Regions from separate parts of the Homo sapiens genome. Here region 2 is linked to region 1. Evidence: chromatin contacts called from ENCODE Hi-C or POLR2A ChIA-PET data. All regions are on one chromosome and are shown on one strand. Each heading gives the region's core, a stretch centred on a gene start or an enhancer-like site at or near the end of the contact. The rest is flanking DNA. Distances are from core to core; before and after follow the strand shown. Region 1 holds the start of RPL3 (ribosomal protein L3). Region 2 holds the start of ACO2 (aconitase 2).

What was found. A loop is a pair of places that touch in the nucleus more often than their neighbours do. ChIA-PET counts read pairs that join two places held with the same protein, here RNA polymerase II (POLR2A). Pooled maps may share reads with other maps.
Region 2: a pooled map shows a loop between it and region 1 (8-fold over the local background). The contact joins the promoter of ACO2 here to the promoter of RPL3 in region 1. A Hi-C loop is called at or near these places in 2 of 50 pooled maps. POLR2A ChIA-PET finds 5 or more read pairs at or near these places in 3 of 52 experiments (HEK293, activated CD4-positive, alpha-beta T cell and activated CD8-positive, alpha-beta memory T cell).

Annotation. Positions count from the first base shown.
Region 1 is chr22:39,316,978-39,321,687 of GRCh38, reverse strand. RPL3 (ribosomal protein L3) reads left to right here and starts at 2,065. Exons shown (of 10, transcript NM_000967.4): 1 at 2,065-2,093; 2 at 3,096-3,288; 3 at 4,059-4,227. The coding sequence starts at 2,091. It overlaps SNORD43 (small nucleolar RNA, C/D box 43), which reads left to right and starts at 2,575; the gene lies at 2,575-2,636. RefSeq lists enhancers at 408-1,296, 1,461-1,880, 1,297-2,186, 2,271-2,320, 2,187-3,076 and 3 more.
Region 2 is chr22:41,466,994-41,471,703 of GRCh38, reverse strand. ACO2 (aconitase 2) reads right to left here and starts at 2,587. Exons shown (of 18, transcript NM_001098.3): 1 at 2,522-2,587. The coding sequence starts at 2,557. PHF5A (PHD finger protein 5A) reads left to right here and starts at 3,012. Exons shown (of 4, transcript NM_032758.4): 1 at 3,012-3,102; 2 at 3,557-3,580; 3 at 4,090-4,256. The coding sequence starts at 3,051. RefSeq lists enhancers at 1,920-2,481, 2,482-3,043, 2,613-3,282.

The DNA of each region.
Region 1 (4,710 bases), core at 816-3,315:
GCTCACTGCAACCTCTGCCTCCCGGATTCAAGCAATTCTCCTCCCTCGGCCTCCGGGGTAGCTGGGACTACAGGCGTGCACAACAACTGCTAATTTTTGTATTTTTAGGAGAAACGGGGTTTCACTGTGTTGGCCAGGCTGGTCTCAAGTTCCTGACCTCCAGTGATCCACCCTCCTCAGCCTCCCATAAGTGATGGGATTACAGGTGTGAGCCACCGTGCCTGGCCTGTATCCTGAAATTTTAAAAACCTTCTTAAATTATTTGGCAGCAAAAAGTAAACTGATGCATTTTTTGAGCAGCAAAGTCAGCCTTGAACTGATGTGAGTCTATTTATATTTGTCCCACTCCATGTGAATATTCATGTTTCCTTACGGAATATTGTTTTTCTTTAAAAAGTGCTGTATTACATAATATACAGTATGTGCACCATATTACCTTTCTAAAAATCAAAAAATGCTCAATTTTGAAACATATGTGGCCCCCAGGATTTCTAATAATGGATTGAAGATCTATCACTTATGTCCTTCGGGAATGGTGTGAGGATTGAGATAATTTTTTTTTTTTTGAGCTGGATTGCACTGGCGCAATCTCAGCTCACTGCAAACTCCGTCTCCCGGGTTCAAACGATTCTCCCGCCTCAGCCTCCCAAGTAGCTGGGATTACAGACGCACACCATCGTGCCCCGCTAATTTTTGTATTTTTAATAGAGACGGGGTTTCGCCATGTTGCCCAGGCTGGTTTCGAACTCCTGACCTCAGGTGATCCGCCCGCCTCGGTCTCCCAAAGTGTTGGGATTACAGGCGTGAGCCACCGCGCCTGGCCGAGAGAATGCTTTTCAAACGACGGTGGGAGCAAAGGCCAGGCCCAGAATTAAAGAAGATGACAGGGTGGGACAGAGGAAGCAGGTGATATGAGAGCGTGTGCTCTGGCGCAGCCATGAGGCTGAAGTAGACGGTTAGGGGAGCGTCTTTGGTGGCCGCTGAAGTTGATGCTTAATTCCGAGGAAACAACGAGGCGGCCATGGAAAGTAACGAGATACTTGATTCTTAGAAAGATTTGTAGGGGGCCAGGCGCGGTGGCTCACACCTGTAATCCCAGCACTTTGGGAGGCCGAGGCGGGCGGATCACGAGATCAGGAGTTCAAGACCAGCCTGGCCAACATGGTGAAACACCGTCTCCACTAAAAATACAAAAAAAAAAAAAAAAAAAATTAGCCAGGCATGGTGGCGCATTCCTGTAATCCCAGCTACTCGGGAGGCTGAGGCAGGAGAACTGCTTGAACTGGGAACCGGTAGGCGGAGCTTGCAGTGAGCTGAGATCGCGCCACTGCGACAGAGCGAGACTCCGTCTCAAAAAAGAGATTTGTAAGGGACCAGCCTGGAAGCAGGGAATCGGTCAGGATCCGAGTCACCCTGGAGCCTAGGCAGAGATCAGCGAAAGCCCTCGCTGATGCATAGGTCTGGAAGGCGTGGGGCTCCGGGAGGCTGAGCAGCTGGACTCGGCATGACCAGAGGTCGTGAGGCCGTTCCGCAGGCTTGGGACGCTCCTGACCCTCAGAATCAAGCGCGGGCCACTGCATTAGCATGGGAGAAATGGCAGAGATAGGGCTTGAGGGAGGGATGCCCGAGATTAAAGGTATTAAAGGTAAATTGGTGTCGCCGCAAAACCAGCGTGGGAGCCAGGAAACGAGAGTTTCAGTCTTTCTTCGCTAATTCCAGAGATAGCTGCATATCACAGGAGGAGAAGCGACGCAGCCATTTTTCTTCGTTATTATCAAATTTGGCTGCTGCCGGACGCCGTAGATTTGTGGCTCACCCACCCTTAGCCCACCTCTCCGCGGCTTTTCACTAAGTTTGAACCCGACCCCTCGCCGTAGAGTGTGTAATTTCTGTCTCCGAAGCTGACGTCAACTTCTGAACGAAAGCTAGGAGCGGAAGAGCGTGCGTGGAAATGGCGCTCGGTACGTGCCCCCGACCTGTCGTCTGCCGCGGGGGCGCGCTCGCACGCCGGAAGGGGCGGGGCCAGATTTGGCTTTATATAGCGGACCCGTAAGGCCGACCGGCCTCTACCGGCGGGATTTGATGGCGTGATGGTATGTGTTGTAATGGCGGCCGTTTCATTGTCACCGGCGTCGGCACGGCTGAATCCGCGACGCATCGCCGCCATCCCGTCTTGGCCGGCGCCGGGGGTTTGCTTTAGGGGCACGGGCGACCCAGCGGGGACTTCAGTCTGGCCTATTTTCTGGAAAGTCGAGAGGCTTGTGAAGAGCGCTTGGAGGACTGGCTTTGGGCCTGCAGGTCGGCCAGAGAGAGGCCGTAAGGGTGGGAGCAGGCTTGGAGGCCCGGCGTTTTTAAAGCCATGAGTCATTTCTAAGTTTCGACCTCACCAATTCTATCATTAGTTGGGATTAGGGCCCATAACCTGCTTGTCTGGGTAGAAGGACCTTGGGTGGAGGTTCTCGGCGCCGTTCTCATTGGGAGGTAAAGAAGCTTGGGGGAGGGGAGTGTTGTGGAGTCCTCCTGAATATCTGGGGCCGCTGGTGCACTCCGAAGGCCTCTGGAGCTCGCAGAAACCACAGATGATGAACTTATTGACGGGCGGACAGAAACTGTGTGCTGATTGTCACGTTCTGATTTGGCTCTGCGGAGTTCTTTGGCCTGTGTGTATCAGTGTAATTAGTGTCCGGGCACCGGAGGCAGCCTATAGCTTAACATTGCTAGCTGCTACCCAGCGTTTGTCCCGGGAGTCCCTTTCTTTAGCGGTCAAAACCTTGCTAATTGGCATATAAAGCTGCCTGTTAAGCAGTTTTTAGTGCCACTACTTAGTGTATTTTTGTGTGGTTAGATAAAAAAAATGGGTCGTTTTCTTACAGGTTGAGAGGATTTGAAATAAGATTCAGCTTAAATTTTGTCGAATACAAAAGCATTCTTGACACGTGCGAGCCTGGAAGAGATAATGACCTTTTTATTCGGCTTGCTGGGTGTCTGGTCAGGATTCTTCAGTATTGCTGAGATTTGGAACTTAAGCAGCTGGGAACTAGAGAAGGGGGCACTGCTTTGGTTTGGGTGCTGACGGTGATTTTTTTCCCACCTAGTCTCACAGAAAGTTCTCCGCTCCCAGACATGGGTCCCTCGGCTTCCTGCCTCGGAAGCGCAGCAGCAGGCATCGTGGGAAGGTGAAGAGCTTCCCTAAGGATGACCCGTCCAAGCCGGTCCACCTCACAGCCTTCCTGGGATACAAGGCTGGCATGACTCACATCGTGCGGGAAGTCGACAGGCCGGGATCCAGTATGTACAGACATCCTAAAAGTTGGGGGAATAGGAGTGGAGGGGGAGGGAAATTGTAGAGATGGAGTCAAGCTGTTAGCAGAGGGCAGACTTTTTTTTTTAAGCAGGAGTTACACGTTGTCAGAACTGCTGCGACAGCAGAATGGGAATGCTTAACTTGAAAACTAATATTCCAAGGCTACAGATGGTCAGCACTGTTTGCTTTAGGTGCGGTGTGGGGTATTGATTTCAGAGCATAGTAAATTTGCCAGGAACCTTAGCAAAGAGAAGTTAACACTAGTGTGGGGGGTTGGAGCTGCTGAGGCTGGCATAAGAACTGCCTCATTCATGTTTTTTTCACCTGAAAGCTTGAATAATGGCCACTTACCTGTGTGTGTTCTACTTAGAGATGTCTAACAGCACTGGTTGCTGAGCCATGGAGACATTAATGTTAGGCAGTTGATACTGACTAATCTCTGAGCTCAGAGCTATTGTTAGGGCACTGAATTTTCCAGATAAATAGCAATCTTGTCTGCCTCCAGAGGTTTCTGTAGAAGAGAATTGAAGCTGGACAGGTATTTGGCTGTCTAGGGTCCTGATATTTTTTGTTTGAATAACATAAATGTGCTTTGAATGAGAGATAGGCAGTAAGGACAGCCCTGTGAGTCCGTACTGCAGGTGTGGGGCCCAGTTGCCCTTCCGGCCTAAATGGGCACTTTGCATTTTCCTAGAAAACATTACACCCCTTGCTTGGGCTCCTGCCAAGTCTGACTACTGCTTTTTTTTTGCAGAGGTGAACAAGAAGGAGGTGGTGGAGGCTGTGACCATTGTAGAGACACCACCCATGGTGGTTGTGGGCATTGTGGGCTACGTGGAAACCCCTCGAGGCCTCCGGACCTTCAAGACTGTCTTTGCTGAGCACATCAGTGATGAATGCAAGAGGCGTTTCTATAAGAATTGGTAAGGGAGGAGGCCATGCAGTCCCTAGCTTGGGAGCTTGGGAGCTGGAGAGCAGGGAGCAGCGTGTGCATGGTTTCTCAGCTCTGTAGCAGGCAGGGAGCTGCTGTCTTGGGTTTAGTTTGCCTCTCGAACAGAAAAATACCTGGGATCAGACTTGGCCAGCCATCTGGTTTCAGCCGGAAGCTAACACCCTCATTCTGAGTCCAGGCTAGTGGGTGGTGGCTGAGGACCCAGTTGGTTGAGGAGTCCAACTAGAAACCAGGAGAGGTAGCAGAATAATTAAACCCCTATAGGGGTGGCAAGGGCCTCTGGCCCTGGGTGGAATGTCCCATTTCCTTCATCACTGAGTGGGCTTCCCCAGGGCAGAAAGGTTTGTCCCGGAGCAAGAATTTTGTTTGAATGCGTGTAACTTAAATTAACCTTGTGGACCTCTGCTCAGCTCCGCTCGGCTCTGCCCGATGAGCTCCATCCAGGCTCCGCTTG
Region 2 (4,710 bases), core at 1,338-3,837, 2.1 Mb before region 1:
CCATCATTCTATTATCTACCTTCACCTTTGGTCCAGCCAAGGAAAGAAAAATACTATATTTGGCTGAGAAAGATCTCCAAGGCCCTCTGCAGTCAGGTACATTAGAATACAGTGGAAGCTCCACGAGAACAGGGACTGTCTTTGCTTACCACGGTATCCAGAACAAGCATTGGGCGCTCAGTAAATATATGGTGAATGAGGTAGGAATGAATTGACTACAGGCATAGGGTTTTGCATACATGACTATTAAGGTAGTAACCATCACTTCTCAAATGTATCTAAGCACAAAAGGGGTAAATATACAAGCTTCTCAGAGAAACCGTGTTAGTTGGTTATTTGAGACAGCCTGGTTATTGGGAGGCAGTGTGCAAACTGCATAATATTGTTCATTCATCTTAGCTGAAGGAACAAACAAGGAGACCAGGATTTTAATCCTGACTCTGCTACTGGAAGTCACCCAGGCTCTCAAGGTCTTAGATTTTTCCACCTGTATAAGAGGTTAGTCTACGTGATGGTTGTAAACTCATTCTACTTGCTCATCACTTTCTAACATCCACTTGCTGAATATACATTTGTTCAATGAAGATCATCTCCAATGGACAATGGATTCAGGAAGTAACTTACTCAAGGTCACAGGATCAGGAAAGAGAGCCCAGATCTCCTTCTACACCAGTCTAATACTCATACTTTCCAAGATCCTTTTCGGTTCAAAATGGTGTGATACTATTCTTCTCTTCCAAGTTCAAGAACTCTATAATCATTTATCTTATCAAATAATCTTGCCTGACTCCCTTAAATCATGAGACAGGAAGAAACAACTATTTCCACATCATTAACCTAGAGAATCAAAAGACGTGAAGAGGCCAGGTGTGGTGGCTCACACCTGTAATCCCAGGACTTTGGGAGGCCAAGGCAGGCCGATTACTTGAGGTCAGGAGTTTGTGACCAGCCTGGTCAACAGGGTGAAACCCCGTCTCTACTAAAAATACAAAAATTAGCCAAGCATGGTGGTGCACACCTGTAATCCCAGCTACTCGGGAAGCTGAGGGCAGGAGAGTCACTTGAACCCAGGAGGCAGAGTTGCAGTCAGCCAAGATTGCGCCATTGCACTCCAGCCTGGGTGACAGAGCAAGACTGTCTCAAAAAAAAAAAAAAAAAAAAAAAAAAAAAAAAAAGATGTAAAGAGATAATTAGGTGCAAATCCTTTCCCTTAGCCCGGAATTGAGATCAGAAATATTTTCTTTCAGATAAATGATGATTTTACTTTAAACCATATGGTTTCAATTTAAGCAATGTGATGAAAAATAAGTTCAAGTTTAAATTTAAGCAATGTGATGAAAAATAAGTTCAAGTACCACAAGCTTCCTGAGAGTACAACGCATAACAACTCGTAAAATTCTATTATCAAAGTTGCGCCACTTGATCCAAAAGGAATTCACAAAGTTAAATGTGAAAGGTTGACAGAGAATGTCTACAGATGCTTGCTTGATTTTTATTAACAAAGTACACATTTGACATTGAACCTCTGAGTATAACACCTTCCCAGGGCTGTCAAGTTAGAAGTGAAAAAATCATCTGGCAGTCAGTCAGCTTTCTAGATAGCTCCTAACAGGGGAGTCAAGGTCAAACTGGAGTCTCCTTATCCTCCCATATTTGACAAGCAACTTATTGTGAGGCTCAAAATATTCGTACTGCATTCTGACAAACAGAAATAATTGCACCGTGGTTCATAAAGTTCTGTGAGGGCAGGCTGACATAAACAAGAACTGAGTGGTGGTAGGGCCCATGCTTCTGCCACAGCACTTCGGTGACACTCTTGAGAATCAGAACTTTCACCTACTTTCTACCAGCTTTATCATCTATCAAATGAGAAAAACCACCTCATTCCTACGATTACAGGAATCAAATAATATTATGAAGAATTAAAACAGGCCTCAAATCTTGTGCAAAGGTGAGAGACTATTATTATATTATTTACTACGTATGGGCCCAGAAGACCGCCCCCCTCCCCGACATTCCACGTTCCGCAGGGTCCTCAAAAGGTGGTACAGGGTCCTAGTTTCTTCTCCAGACTCCAGGCCTGGCAACCGTAGATGCTGTCATGCCTCTGTTGCTAAGAGATGGGAAGTGAGGCCTCAGGAACTGGGCCTAGAAGACTCAACAACGACCGCGCCCCCTAGTCACCTTGTCCTCACCTTGAGGAATGGAAACACACCCCACGGGAGCAGGCAATGCTGTCCTCAAAAAGAAGAAAGAGGTGCCTCCGCTCTTCACCCGGCCGCCGCTGCTTGGGCCCACGCTTCTTGCGAGGCAGGGACAGGGCCAGGAAAGCTGACTGTGCCGGGGACGCCTTGACCTAGGGCACCAGAGAAGCGGGCACGGGTGCCGGGCCCACAACCGGGACAGGTACACGAGAAGTTGGCCCCAGGTTGGGCCCGCCTCGCCCTGCCTCGCCCACAGCCGCCGGCACAGTAGGAGGCACCCCGCCCCCGTGAACCCAGAGGTCCCTGAGCTCGCTCACCTGCAGCCGAGTCACCAGTAGGCTGTAGGGCGCCATTTTGTGCACTGACAAAGATGAGGTCGCATTAAAGTGACGTCCCACACGGCGCCTTTAAAGCCTTTGGGCAGGGGCGTGCCCGGAAGAGTGGGGCGTCACGGTGAAGGCGAGGCCTCCCTAGAGGCGCCAGAACCCTGTGAACGCAATGGGCGGAGCTCACGTGCAACGAACAGACACGCAAGAGGAAATCGGACTGCCCAAAGACACTTGCAGAAATAGATACCAAGCACAAAGATGTTTTACCCAAGAACAAATTTTAGTTATCTCCGCCATCCAAATCTGGGAGAGTTTTTAAGAGTTTCATGCACCTGCCAGGACCTGGCCGCCCAGCAGCGACAAAAACTCGCGCGAGAGCAAGACGGGCCTGGTGCAAGGATTGTAAACTGACGGAAGCTTAGAGAACCAATCACAGCGACGTGGAGGCAGGAACAATGGGGGTTAAAGGTCGGACGGAAGTTCCCGAAGCTTCCGGTGGCCGGCTTAGTTAGGAGCTATGGCTAAACATCATCCTGATTTGATCTTTTGCCGCAAGCAGGCTGGTGTTGGTGAGACTGCGCCCTACCCCTGGCTGTCTGGGCAGGGGTGGTATTAGGAGCTGGGGGGTCGGGGGTTCCCGTCTCTTCCTTAGGGGCTTGCCTCGCAGGCGCCACGTTTCCCGCCTCTCAGGCGCGGGGTGTTGTAGGAGCGCGCAGGTTTGTGGCCTCTGATGAGAAGAGGGCGGGGGTGCGCGTGCTGGGAGCCCCAGGCAGGTATCGGGGGGTGGGGTCTGAACCAGGTCCAGAGAAACTCTGAGCTTGCCCAGGGCGTTGGAGGAGATTCAGGAGGGTGCTTGGATGTAGGTTTGGTTCATATGGAAATTTGTAATGATAAAATGGCTATCCGCAGGTCTCACTCACTGCAGTCCTTACTCATGTCCCTACCCCCAGCTCGAGGATGTACTTCTCCTCTTTCTCAAAACCTTTATTCTAATTGTACTTTTTACCATCTTTCATCTTGCAGCCATCGGAAGACTGTGTGAAAAATGTGAGTGGAACACACCGTCCCAACAACCCACCCTTCCCACTCCCAGTTTTCTGTGGAACCAGCAAAAGTGCCACAAAGAGGGCTTTGAGTAGATGTGCCTGGAAGTATGTGAACACTGAATGCTGCACTTTAGCCAAAGGCCCCTCTAACTCCCCACTGCCGCTTGCACATTTAACGCTGTATCTCTCTAGTTTTCAACGGGAAGAATCGCCAGAGTAGCATGACCCCTCCCCAACACACAGCACTTTGCCAGCAATTATACAGGCTTATCATCTCCGAGGTGCTTTTCTAAGCTCTTCACATATGTTAATTGGTAAACTTTTGTATGTGTTGAGGGGCTTGAGATGGACACTGGGGAAACCAAGTTTTGTGATGCCAAGAGGAGGGCCCTAAAGTCACTGTCAAAAGGAGACTAGTGTATTTCCCAGGAGACTAGTATATTTCCCCATGGCAGGAGATAGCAGAGGACTGAAGAACTTGTGAGCATGACTCCATTCTCTTCCTTACAGGTGATGGCAAGTGTGTGATTTGTGACTCCTATGTGCGTCCCTGCACTCTGGTGCGCATATGTGATGAGTGTAACTATGGATCTTACCAGGGGCGCTGTGTGATCTGTGGAGGACCTGGGGTCTCTGATGCCTATTATTGTAAGGAGTGCACCATCCAGGAGAAGGACGTAAGTGTACAGCTTTCCATCTGACCTTTCCTCCTTTTGTTTAGTAACACTTTGCCATCCACTGCAATCTCCTATGGTCTATGGAGATTACTGTGTTCATCTAGTCATCTAGGTTATAATTTCTTCAAGTTCTGTGAGTCAAACTGGGTGTAGTCCAATAAAAGGCAGTTATTTTGCATCAAGGGGAAGAATGCAAGGGAAGCAAATCTTTGTCAAGACCAGCAATTTGGAGAGCCCTCTCATTCATGTCTCTGTGGTTATTCTTATTCAGAAATGACATCCGGCTGGGCGTGGTGGCCCACACCTGTAATCTCAGCACTTTGGGAGTCCAAGTTAGGAGGATCACTTTAGTCCAGGAGTTAAAGACCAGCCTGGGCCACAGAGCAAGATCCCATCTCAAAAAAAAAAAAAGTGTTTTGTTTTTTGTTTTTTGCTTCTTGTTTTTTGTTTTTTT